2 separate regions of the Homo sapiens genome follow, and region 1 is linked to region 2. A link is an interaction called in ENCODE POLR2A ChIA-PET data of the cell type or tissue named here. Cell type or tissue: GM12878. All regions are shown on one strand. Links, peaks and the distances in the headings refer to the core of each region. The heading gives the core; the rest is flanking DNA.

Region 1 (4,000 bases), core at 1-4,000, 360 kb before region 2:
GGCTGAGACAGGAGAATGGCGTGAACTCTTGAGGCGGAGTTTGCAGTGAGCTGAGATCGCGCCACTGCACTGCAGCCTGGGCGACAGAGCGAGACTCTGTCTCAAACAACAACAACAACTACAAAAAAAAACAAGCAACAATATACCAGGTTGTCAGTTTCCATTAAAGGAAATTCAAATCAACAAATGTTAAGCATACAATTTTCACTATGAGTAAATAATTTTTGCATTAAAATACATCAGCCAGGTGTAGTGGCTCATGCCTGTAATCTCAACATTATGGGAGGATCAGTTCGGTGGGCCACTTGAGGTCAGGAGTTCAACACCAGCTTGGCCAACATAGTGAGACCCTGTCTCTACTAAAAATATTGTACAAAAAAAAAATTGCCAAGTGTGGTGGCATGTGCCTGTAGTCCCAGGTACTCTGGAGGCTGAGGCAAGGTAATTACTTGAACCTGGGAGGCGGAGGTTGCAGTGATGAGCCAAGATCATGCCACTGCACTCCAGCCTGGGTGACAGAATAAGACTCTGTCTGAAAAATAAATAAATAAATAAAAATAAATAAATAAATAAATAAATAAATAAATCTCATAATAACATTTCTTTATCTTTATCTCAATCATTATTAAATAAATATCTGAGTGTACTATGCCGCTGATGGTAACTGGTTGTTGAAAACAACTATGTTTTAGGTATATTAAAGTATTATTGTATTCTAAATAGGGAGAACTTTATATTTCCTAAGGAAATTTATTAGACAAATAAGGTTCTAGAAAATATGACTTGATTTTAAAAATGGCCTTTATCATGAGAGATCGCAGAAAAAATAAAAATCATATTATGTCAGAAAGGTAGACAAACATTATAATTCAATTATAATTTACCTCAATCTTCAAGGTTTTTGCAATGAACTTATAAAAAATACCAGTGTGAAAAATTTAAATGAATTAACATGAAGAACTCAGTGAAACATTTTCTTCAGTTTTGTAATATTTTAGCTCTAAAATTAAAAAGGAAATGAAAATTAGATACCATTTACATTTCCTACTCCGCTCCACCAACCCCCCAAAAAAGTAATAATTTCTTAAGGAAAATATGATCGATCATAGTTGTTTTAAAGTTAGAGATTTTGATTGTATTTATTTAACATAACCTCCTAAAGACACGGTGTCATGATTTATAATTGTTTCTATAAGATTATAGTGTTCTGGTCATGCTGTTTTCTTTCTCTAATTTAATAACTGAGTTTTGCATAATCATTCAATACTGTCATAAAGAGAACCAAATATGGCCATTAAACAATTAGAATAATACTTCATTTATGATTTGGCTATTATTTAGGCAGATTTAAAAAACTATATAATTATTATTATAAAGATGTGTTTACACCATTATTTGTGTATCTGATTCTAATCCCTTTTGGTTTTATCCAACATTATGAATGTAAATGATGATCATAAAATATCTGATATTTTATATTAAATGTTACCTCACATCTGTATGATTTACTATAATCACTTCACAAATATTTATTGAGCACCAACTGTGAGCCAGGCACTGGGCTAGGTGCTATGGAGTCAGTATGAATATATCGTAGAGTAAAATGCAGGCCTACCATCACTGAGGTTACCACTTACCGCTGGCAGATAACAGCAAATAAGCAATTTACCAAACCACATAATGAGAACTATACTATGATTAACTACAGGCTTGGGAAATACAACATAGGAGAAACTCAGTCCAGTCTTAGAAGCTTATAGAAACCTTTCTTAAAGAAATAAAAAGTTTTGGGGTAAGATGAAACAGTACAGGCAAAGACCGAGAGGTGATAGAGAAAGAGAAAGTAAAAAGGCAGGTGTGAGGAGACATGAATCTGGGGAGTTATGAAGAAACCAGACTGTACATTTGTAAACCAAGCTTGTTTTAGATTACGTGCCAAGAGCACCATGTGAAAACTTTTTTTTTTAATGTGAGGGGAGAATGCTATCAAATTTGAATTTTAGAAAAATCATTTTGTGTGCAGAAGAGAGAATGGCATAGAAGAGAGTAAGAAAGCTGACAGGGAGAATGAGAGGAGACACATGGTCGTGTTCCAGGGCAGCAATACAAATGGTCTACACTGGGGAGTAACTTTGGGAATGAAAAGACAAGCCAGAGGATGGATTTCAGATGTCCAGAGAATATTATCTATGAGCTCTGGTAATCAGGTAGATATGGAGAGTGTGTGAGAAGAAAGGAAAATCAATGAATGTTATTCAGTTTTCTTACTTAGCAATATCCAGGGCCATTTCATGAGTTAAGAACGTATGTCGGACTGAAAATTAAAGTAAGAAGAAGTGTTTTAAAAATTAGAAAAAGAAATGTGTCATTTCTAAAGGCAAAGAAAGTAAGTTTAACAAAAATAAAAGTAAAAGATTGGTAAAGATTAAAAATATGATCTTTATGTTTAATGATTTAGGTTATTGCTATCATCCATCTGTGCTGTATCTCAGATCTTACAGAATCATATGAAGAGACATGTCTTTCCATCTGCCTACGTGCATATGAGTGTGCAAATATGCTAAAGAATTAAAATATGTAACAAAACATTGTATGCCACTAAGAAACATGTTTTAAAGTCCTTCAGAAACAGGTTTGTGTAACCTAGCAGTAACCTTTAGTAACCTATACTGAAATCTACACTAGTCAAACTAACACATTTTCTAAGCTTCTAAAGCCCTCAACTCTTCTTTTGTGATTTGCAATCTGGCAGCAAAACTAACTGCAGTTTCAACTTATGAACACTTCTTTTACACTGATGCCTGACTGATCGTGAAGATTCTACTTCATCTTCACCCTTCTCAAGTGATGGCTTTTTTATTCTGCTATTCGTGTACCATAGAGCCATATATATGTATATATGTCTACTAAGAGCTCGTTATTTTTTTCAAAACATTATTCCTCCTTCTTCCACAGAATAAACTCTCTTAAAGTAGATTCTACTAGATTACATCAGAGTATACTATTTACATTTTATTCTTGCTGCATTCAACTGCTTAAAGCCTGCTGAATCTTACTCATCCATTGAATATGTTTTAGCATCTAGCTTACTTTCCTTCTATCTACTAAAAATCTTGTAAACATTTTTAATTATCTCAGTGTTCATACAAATAAACTGTGAAATGCTTTGGCCTTTTTCTCTTAATCTTTCTCACCTGCAAGAATCACAACCTTGTTTATGTTTAAATATGTGATTGCTATCAAACAGCTTAATTAATGTGTCTGGATATAAACATGTATACACACTATGTGAATAAATTCAAGACCTTAAACTCAAGAGATTCTTTAATGTTGCCTGGCATTAATGTCTCTAGCCAATTTATTCCTTCAACACTTCTAAAGGATATTTATACCTGTTCTGTCTTCCCAAAACTCAAACATTTCTTCTCTACTTGCACAGCTACAAACTTGCTTTTTACACACTCACACACAAGAAAACAAAACCCAAAATTAATCAGATCGCAAAATCAATTAACTTATCAAAAACCCTGGCCAAGTCCTCTCTACCTCCCTCCAGTTGCAATGTCGATTATGCCCTTGTCTCCCATCTAGACTTGCCAGTGGGATTCTCTAGAGCCCATCCACATATGACTATGCAAGACTTTAGTTCTAAAAGTATTTTTCTTCTTTTTTTAAAAAATCATCTTTGCCCTCCATTTATTCATGTAGTTTTACTACTGTAAAAAAAAATATGTAATCTGAAAAAAAGACTTCACATTGTTTAATAGCTACTTTCCCATTTTCATACTCTTCTTGACAGCAAAACTCACTAATAATTTACCTCTACCAATTGCCCACTTTTATCCTCTCATTCTATATTTAAACTATTTCACTATCCCAATTATCTCATTCCAACTATTCTCATATTGGTCTGTATTTCCATGTTGCGAAGTCACTTAATTATTTCTGAATCATCAGTATTTGATGTGTGTGTAGTCTCTCTCCTCCTTGAAGCATCTCT
Region 2 (6,810 bases), core at 1,469-5,468:
CGGGGCTTACTGCAGCTGCTGTAGGGGATGGGAGTGTGGTTCCCAGTCCAATGGATTTATATTCCCGGGGTGATTATGGCTGCCTCTGCTGAGTCATACAGGTCACCAGGCAAGTGGGGGAAAGCCAGCAGTCACAGGCTTCACCCTGCTCCTATGCAGCCTGCAGTCCTAAAGGGTGTTCTCAGTCCCACTGTGCTTCCCCAACACCACCAAGTCTATTTCCAGGTAGCCAGTGACCAGGGCTGAGAACTTGCCCCAGTCCACAAGCCTCCCTGCTGAGAAAGCAAGCAGACTCACAAGTTTTCTTCAGCATCTCAGGGAGCCTGCGGTGGTGATCAAGATCCTTCTGTGGATTCTCTCAGCTTTCCTGGTATGGTCCTGCAGTAGTTCTTGGAGCAAAAGTTCATGATGTGAGTCTCCACACACTGGTCTGTCTGTCTCAGTGGAAGTTGCAGATTAGTCCTGCCTCCGATCTGCCATCATGATTTTCTCTACTTCCAGAGTAACATAAATTTGCCCTGCAATTTATTTTAATCATGATAAAAAATATACGATTAGGAAATATCCTTCATTATTTAGTGTAAACATAATGCAAAACTTTTAAAAATATGAGGTAACTTGAAATGTTGTTTGTCTTTACCTAAGGGTTGAAAGTATCAAAAATAAAGCACTGTCGACAGCCAGGTACAGTGGCTCACGCCCGTAATCCTATTACTTTGGGAGGCTGAGGTGGGTGGATCACGAGGTCAGGAGTTCAAGACCAGCCTGACCAATATGGTGAAACCCCGTCTCTACTAAAAACACAAAAATTAGCCGGGCATGGTGGCGCACGCCTGTAGTCCCAGTTACTCAGGAGGCTGAGGCAGGAGAATTGCTTGAACCCGAGAGGCGGAGGTTGCAGTGAGCTGAGATTGAGCCACTGCATTCCAGCCTGGGTGACAGAGTGAGACTCTATCTCAAAAAAAAAAAAAAAAAAAAAAAAAAAGAAAGAAAGCACTGTCTATATTATACATTTATATTCTCGATTTTGGAGTATGTTTAAGCCATAAATTCTGATACTACTTAGAGTTGGGCCAAACTTCACAGGTTAAGGACATAGATTTCCAAAAGAATGCCCTCACTGCAGAGCTGGCTACTAATTTAAGGCTTCTACTACTCCTCAGGTTCAATAATTCACAGAACAAAGGAAAGTGCTATTCTTATGATTAGAGCATTATTATAGCAAAAAGATACAAATCAGAACCAGTCAAAAGAAGAGATTTGTAGGGCAAGGTATGGAAGGATCTTAAATAAGAGGGATCTTTTGCCTTTTCCCCATGGAGTCAGGAGGAATCACCCTTCTGTCATATCTACATGTGACCATATGTAGATTATTGCCAATCAGGGAAGCTCATCTGAGATTTGTGCCCACAGTTTTTACTGGGGTTTTGTTAGGTAGACATGATTGATTCAATCATTTGCTATGAGATTGAACTCAGTCTTCAGCCCCTCTCCTCTACCCAGAGGTTATGCTATTATCACGTAGTTCAAAGCTCCTAAACCTCTAATCATATTGTTGGTCTTTCTGCTATGTACAACCTCTATTCTGAGTCATCTCATTAACACAAACTTTCTAGGGGCGCCCATGAATTACCTCCTTAGGACAAATGTATCATCATCAAGGCTCACCAAGAATGATAAAGACATTCCGTTCCCTAAAGATTTACATCCTTTCCAAGGATTTGAAGCTACTTCTTGGGAATCGGAGGCAAAGGCCAGCCAAATTCTTGATTACATAGGAGTTTATTTTGAAATTTTTATCCCATCAGTACAATCTAAAATATATAAATTGTTATTTCATATTATCTTCACTATTGAGTATTGAGAAATTCAGAAATGTCCACTTGTACAAAGGTTATTTCTAGTGGAAAAGCCCTGGCTAGAAAGTCCACAGCACCGTGTTTATGCTTCAGGTAGCAGAAAACAAAGAGCACAATGTTCAAGCCAGAGGCCACGGGTTTGAGCTCTAGTTCTGTTATATACTAATGGTGATTTTGGACTAATTGCAGCCTCTGGGTCTTAATTGGCTATTGTGAAATAGATACAATAATAATTCCTATTCTGGCTGAATAACAAGTCGGTTGTAGTTTACAAAGAATAGCTAATTAATATAAAAATAAAACTATAAAACTATTTTTGTTGTTTTGAGATAGGGTCTTGTGCTCTGTCACCCATGCTGGGTGTGATCATAGTGCAGTGGTGTGATCATAGCTCACTGAAGCATATAAAACTCTTATAGATGTTATTTTTAAGTCCTAGCTCTAACACTCTTTACCTGTGTAACCTGATGTAACCAGTAAGGAACAAAGGGATATGTAGATGTCCTATGACCACAATGTGCTGATGAGCTCACTTAAATTAACTTAGTCCTTTAAAGAAACCTGACAAGAAGGTGTGATTATCTACATTTTGAAAGTTAAGAAAATTAAATTGAGAAAGATTAAGTACTTTTCTGACTTCACATAAGGAGTGACTATCAGACCTATTTAGGCTATACTATTTTACGTGACTTATCTAAATGATGGACTGCAACTGTATAATTCCTATGATAACTTCCAGCTGTAAAACACCATGACATTTTCTTTTGAGAGATTACAGATTGTGTGGTCAAAAAAGACTAGTGGCCATCTGACCTCAGCAGGAAAGAAGGCCAAGGTACTGGGAGGGATTGTGACATCTTTGAAAGCAAATAGTGCAATTGTTTCTCAAAGGCAGATGATAGGTACTAGGTAAGAAGGTTATTTTAGCAGTTGATGTAAGATATGTTATGTTATAGTGACAAAGCACATTAAAATATCAGTGGCTTAACATAATAAAAGTTGATTTCTCCTATTGATGCTACATGGAGAACTATAAGGGTTTCACTCAGACACCCAAGTGCTAAGATTGCACGGAAGCTTAAGTTTTCATGGGCAGGGAAGATAATACATCATGAAACAGCTTGTAAAGTTTCTGTTTGGCTATTTTTTTTTTTAGCTTTAAGGGGGCAACAAAGGACAATTCTATTATATGTCTAAAGGAAGGAAAGCTGGACATATTTAGAAAACACCTATAACGAATACTGTTTCACCTACTTTCCATTTGTATAATATTCTGCAAGTTGCAAATCACTGTATTCCACATTATTTCACTAATGATGACAATAATGTTGGTACTCAGAAACCAGCACACCAAAATGTGAAGCCTCTTTATCTTCCCAAGATTTGGACCCACCAGGGAATATAACAGTTTTCTTCCCTCTCTGTAAGACCAAAGATATATCCACACCGGAACAGACCTTTTTTTTGAGGTAATGACTATCTGCAAGCATCATTTAAATTCCAAAGAGAACTATTTACAAGTTAATTTATGTTCCCAGATCCATCATTTTCCCTAGTAATCATTTATTGCCCTTCAACGGAGTTCCTCTTCTCCCCGTCCCATACATAACCTGTTTTTCTGTAACCTCATTCTGTCTGTAATCTCAAGATGGCATATAAGCTTCTGTACTGCATTGGGAAGTTGGGTCTTCATTCTGAATGCTCCCTTGTATACACATTAAATAAATATGTATGCCTTTTCTATTATTAATTAATTTGCCTCATGTCAGTGATTTTCAGTGAACCTTTATTTAGGGAGCCAAAAGTCTTGGCCCCCAACAATAAAAAACTGCATTAGTAATAGCTCAGAAATAAGCATACATGCAATATATAATTTTAGTAGGCTTTGAGTGCCTCAACTCAAATAAATTATATAAAAGTTTTGGCATTAGACTTTTGCAACCAAAGTAATATGTTGAGGTAAAAAACCGTCGTATTTATGTAAGAAATCCAAAATTTGGGGGTTTCAAACCATTTAGTTCAGGAACCAGAATAGAAATAAAAATAGTGAAGCAACACAAGCAGTTTTCTATTCTCTGCCATATACATACACACTTTATATATCCCATGTGAAAAATAAGTAGAAGAACCATATAAATTACTGCCCAAACTAGGACACTTTGGGAGTAAACAGAGATATTATTAATACTTACAATAAGACAAGTATAAAGCAGAACTATTACACAAAACCAGGCATGTATTATCATCCTAAAAGAGTTCAGAAAGAAATTATCTTTAATGATTTAAAAATTAATTTATTTTTTTCTTTCTATGCTGTAAATATACAACCATAACAGTTCAAGTTGAAAAAGCATTTATTTATCTACTTCTTTATTTAACAAACATGTGTGTGTACTTTATGCCAAGCACTGATATACACTGGGGAGAGAAGTATTAATTTGCTTTAGATGAGAATTACAGAATGAAGTTACAAGTTTATAAACACAATTCTTAAGAAACATTCATCTGATATGTTTTGTGATGCTGAAACATAGCAGATGATGATTTCTTAACTAATTTTTATAGAAATCTCAAAAACATTTCCCAATTCTTAACTTATTTCCTTTAGTTTAAAAGTCTAAACTATTTTCAGTATAAATTTGAAACTAAGTATATATGCATTGATGTGTTTAAAATTAAAATAAATATAAGCAAATTACACTTTGCTTTATGATCCATGTCTCACTAAATACTGTTTGATTGCCTTAACCTATTGAATTTAAAAACAAGAACCATGCAACAGAGGCAATTTCTTTAAAAAGCTTGATAATAGTACAGACATTTCATAAACAAACTTAAAATGTAACAACATGAAGATTTTTAAGGTAGAATTTTCTAGCTCTACCATTTGTGGGGATCCTCTTTGACTCCCAAATTTGGCATAACATTTATTTTAAATTGAAAATATTTGAACTAGAGAAGATGCAGCAGAAATCTTATTGGAACTTCCCTTATCTGCTAAAGTATAAACTCCCCAAAACATAGCTGTTATTAACCCTCCCCAAAGGGAGTTTCCTGCAAATTAGCTGCCAAGAAGATAATCCATTTCTGTTACCATTAAACAACCCTATGGAATCTCTCATACTCTCTCATTGGAGCCCTAAAATCTTTCCTTTCATTAAGCTTATATATAGAAACATTTACTTCCGGCTATTCTATGACTTTTTCCATTATTGAGAGCTCCTTCATAAGCATATAAATCAACATTGTCTTTTCTCCTGTCAATATGTATATTGTCATTTAATTTCCAGGCCACCAACCACTGGACCCAAGTGAGAAGAGAAAAATATTTTTTTTTGCAACACATTCTTAGATCTGTGATATAATTTTATATTTTTCCTTTGAAAAAGTAACCTTTTCTCCTTAAATGATTTCTAGACAGTTTAATAAGCTGTACTATGGTCCAAATGTGTCTCTCCAAGCCTTACCATAGGTTTTATATGTTGACATGTGGAGACACAGTAATAAGGTTCATCTACAAACGAGGATAAAAGCTCTCAACAGACACTCAATCTGCCAACACCTTAGACTTCCCAGGCTTCAAAACTAGGAGAAATAAATTTTTATTGTTTACAAGCTAACCAGTCTATGGTATTTTGTTATAGCTGCCCAAAAAAAATGAAGACAAGGTAGTATTGCTTGAGGTAGTGAGTTTTTAAAATATTCACGTTACTCGATTTTAAAATTAGGAATATCAAATTTTTATTAAAAAATAGTTGTGAGATTAAAAAGATTATATAATTTAAAAATGACATGGCAATTTGGAATGTACAGAGAGAGTTTAATGTAAATGTTTTGATGAATGAATTATTTTAATCACTAATTAATTGTAGTTGTGAAGAAATTTAAAAAGTTATTCTACAAATATAGCAAAGATAAATTTAATTAGAATTACCACAGTTATTCCAGAAAAAAATAAATAAATACAGAACACAAAATATTCTACAAAATAATCTAAAATAGCAGTAATAGCTTGACTACTTATCCAGAACTTTATGCAACTGAGAAACTTGAAAGTACGGGGCCTAGCCATTGAACACAAAACCACTAGTTGGTGATAGTCCCACAAATAGAGCTTGCGGCTAGCTCCTAGCTAAATGTGAAACAGCAAATGAGAAACTTCACCTCAGTAGAGTAAGCAGACCCAAAAGTCCCCTTTTATGTGAAAATTATTTTTTAATGTTGTCATAAAAGATATTCTAAAAGTATTTTCTAATACTTACTCAGGTGGTTTGGATAGCCAATAATAAGCAATTAGGAGGGAGTATTTTTTTCTAGCAATGAAACATCCATAAAGTGTGCCAAAAAAGGGATATATGTCATGTCAGTCCAAAGCATTTGTAGTACACAACTGCACAAAATGTCAGGCTGAGTAGAGGTTAATGAAGCAAGGAAGAAAACAATAGGAAAGAAGGGAGGAGAAAAAGATATTTTTTAGTAACTTCTTGCAAAGAGAAAACAAAAGGAAGCTACAGATTTAGAGACTATGATCTTTAGAAAAAGCTACCAAAAGGATCTGATAAGAAAGATAATAGTATATCTGTCAAGGACAACAAATCTTGCCTTTCAAAGTTCTAATGACACAGGAGAGAATGAATCTGAGTGATAAGGCTCGATCTCTCTTTACAAACACAGGACAAGGTAAACCACAGGGGAAATAACCAATGAAGATGAACAGAAACAGAAGAAAGTCACGTTTCCTGTATCATTCAGTTTCCTTCAGGTTGCATCATACTATCAAATATTTTCATCCTTTATCCACCCCTTTCCCTTTCACATGCCCTTGAGTAAAATGAGCATTTTATTTTCCCTGGCATCACTCCTTCTTCCTCATTCTTCTCATCTCTTTCTCCTTTCCTTTCAACTGTTATTTCATACAGAGATCCAATACCAGTCACCACTGTGTTTTAAT

Evidence for each region. Peaks named below come from ENCODE experiments on the same cell type or tissue, not always from the same donor. Only the 100,000 strongest peaks of a DNase experiment are listed, where the experiment ranks them.
Region 1: POLR2A ChIA-PET joins it to region 2 with 7 read pairs; 1 of 35 experiments calls an interaction of 5 or more read pairs at or near these places.

The regions. Positions count from the first base shown.
Region 1 is chr3:165,804,105-165,808,104 of GRCh38, reverse strand. All of the region lies in intron 2 of BCHE (butyrylcholinesterase), which reads left to right. Among named protein-coding and RNA genes, the nearest start is that of BCHE, 31 kb to the left of the region's middle. RefSeq lists an enhancer at 1,764-1,813. In GM12878, for the core only: no CTCF peak of the experiment used is centred there; a DNase peak (open chromatin) is centred at 1,891; H3K4me3 peaks cover 794 bases.
Region 2 is chr3:165,439,751-165,446,560 of GRCh38, reverse strand. All of the region lies in intron 3 of LINC01322 (long intergenic non-protein coding RNA 1322), which reads right to left. Among named protein-coding and RNA genes, the nearest start is that of LINC01322, 240 kb to the right of the region's middle. In GM12878, for the core only: no CTCF peak of the experiment used is centred there; no DNase peak of the experiment used is centred there; H3K27ac peaks cover 233 bases.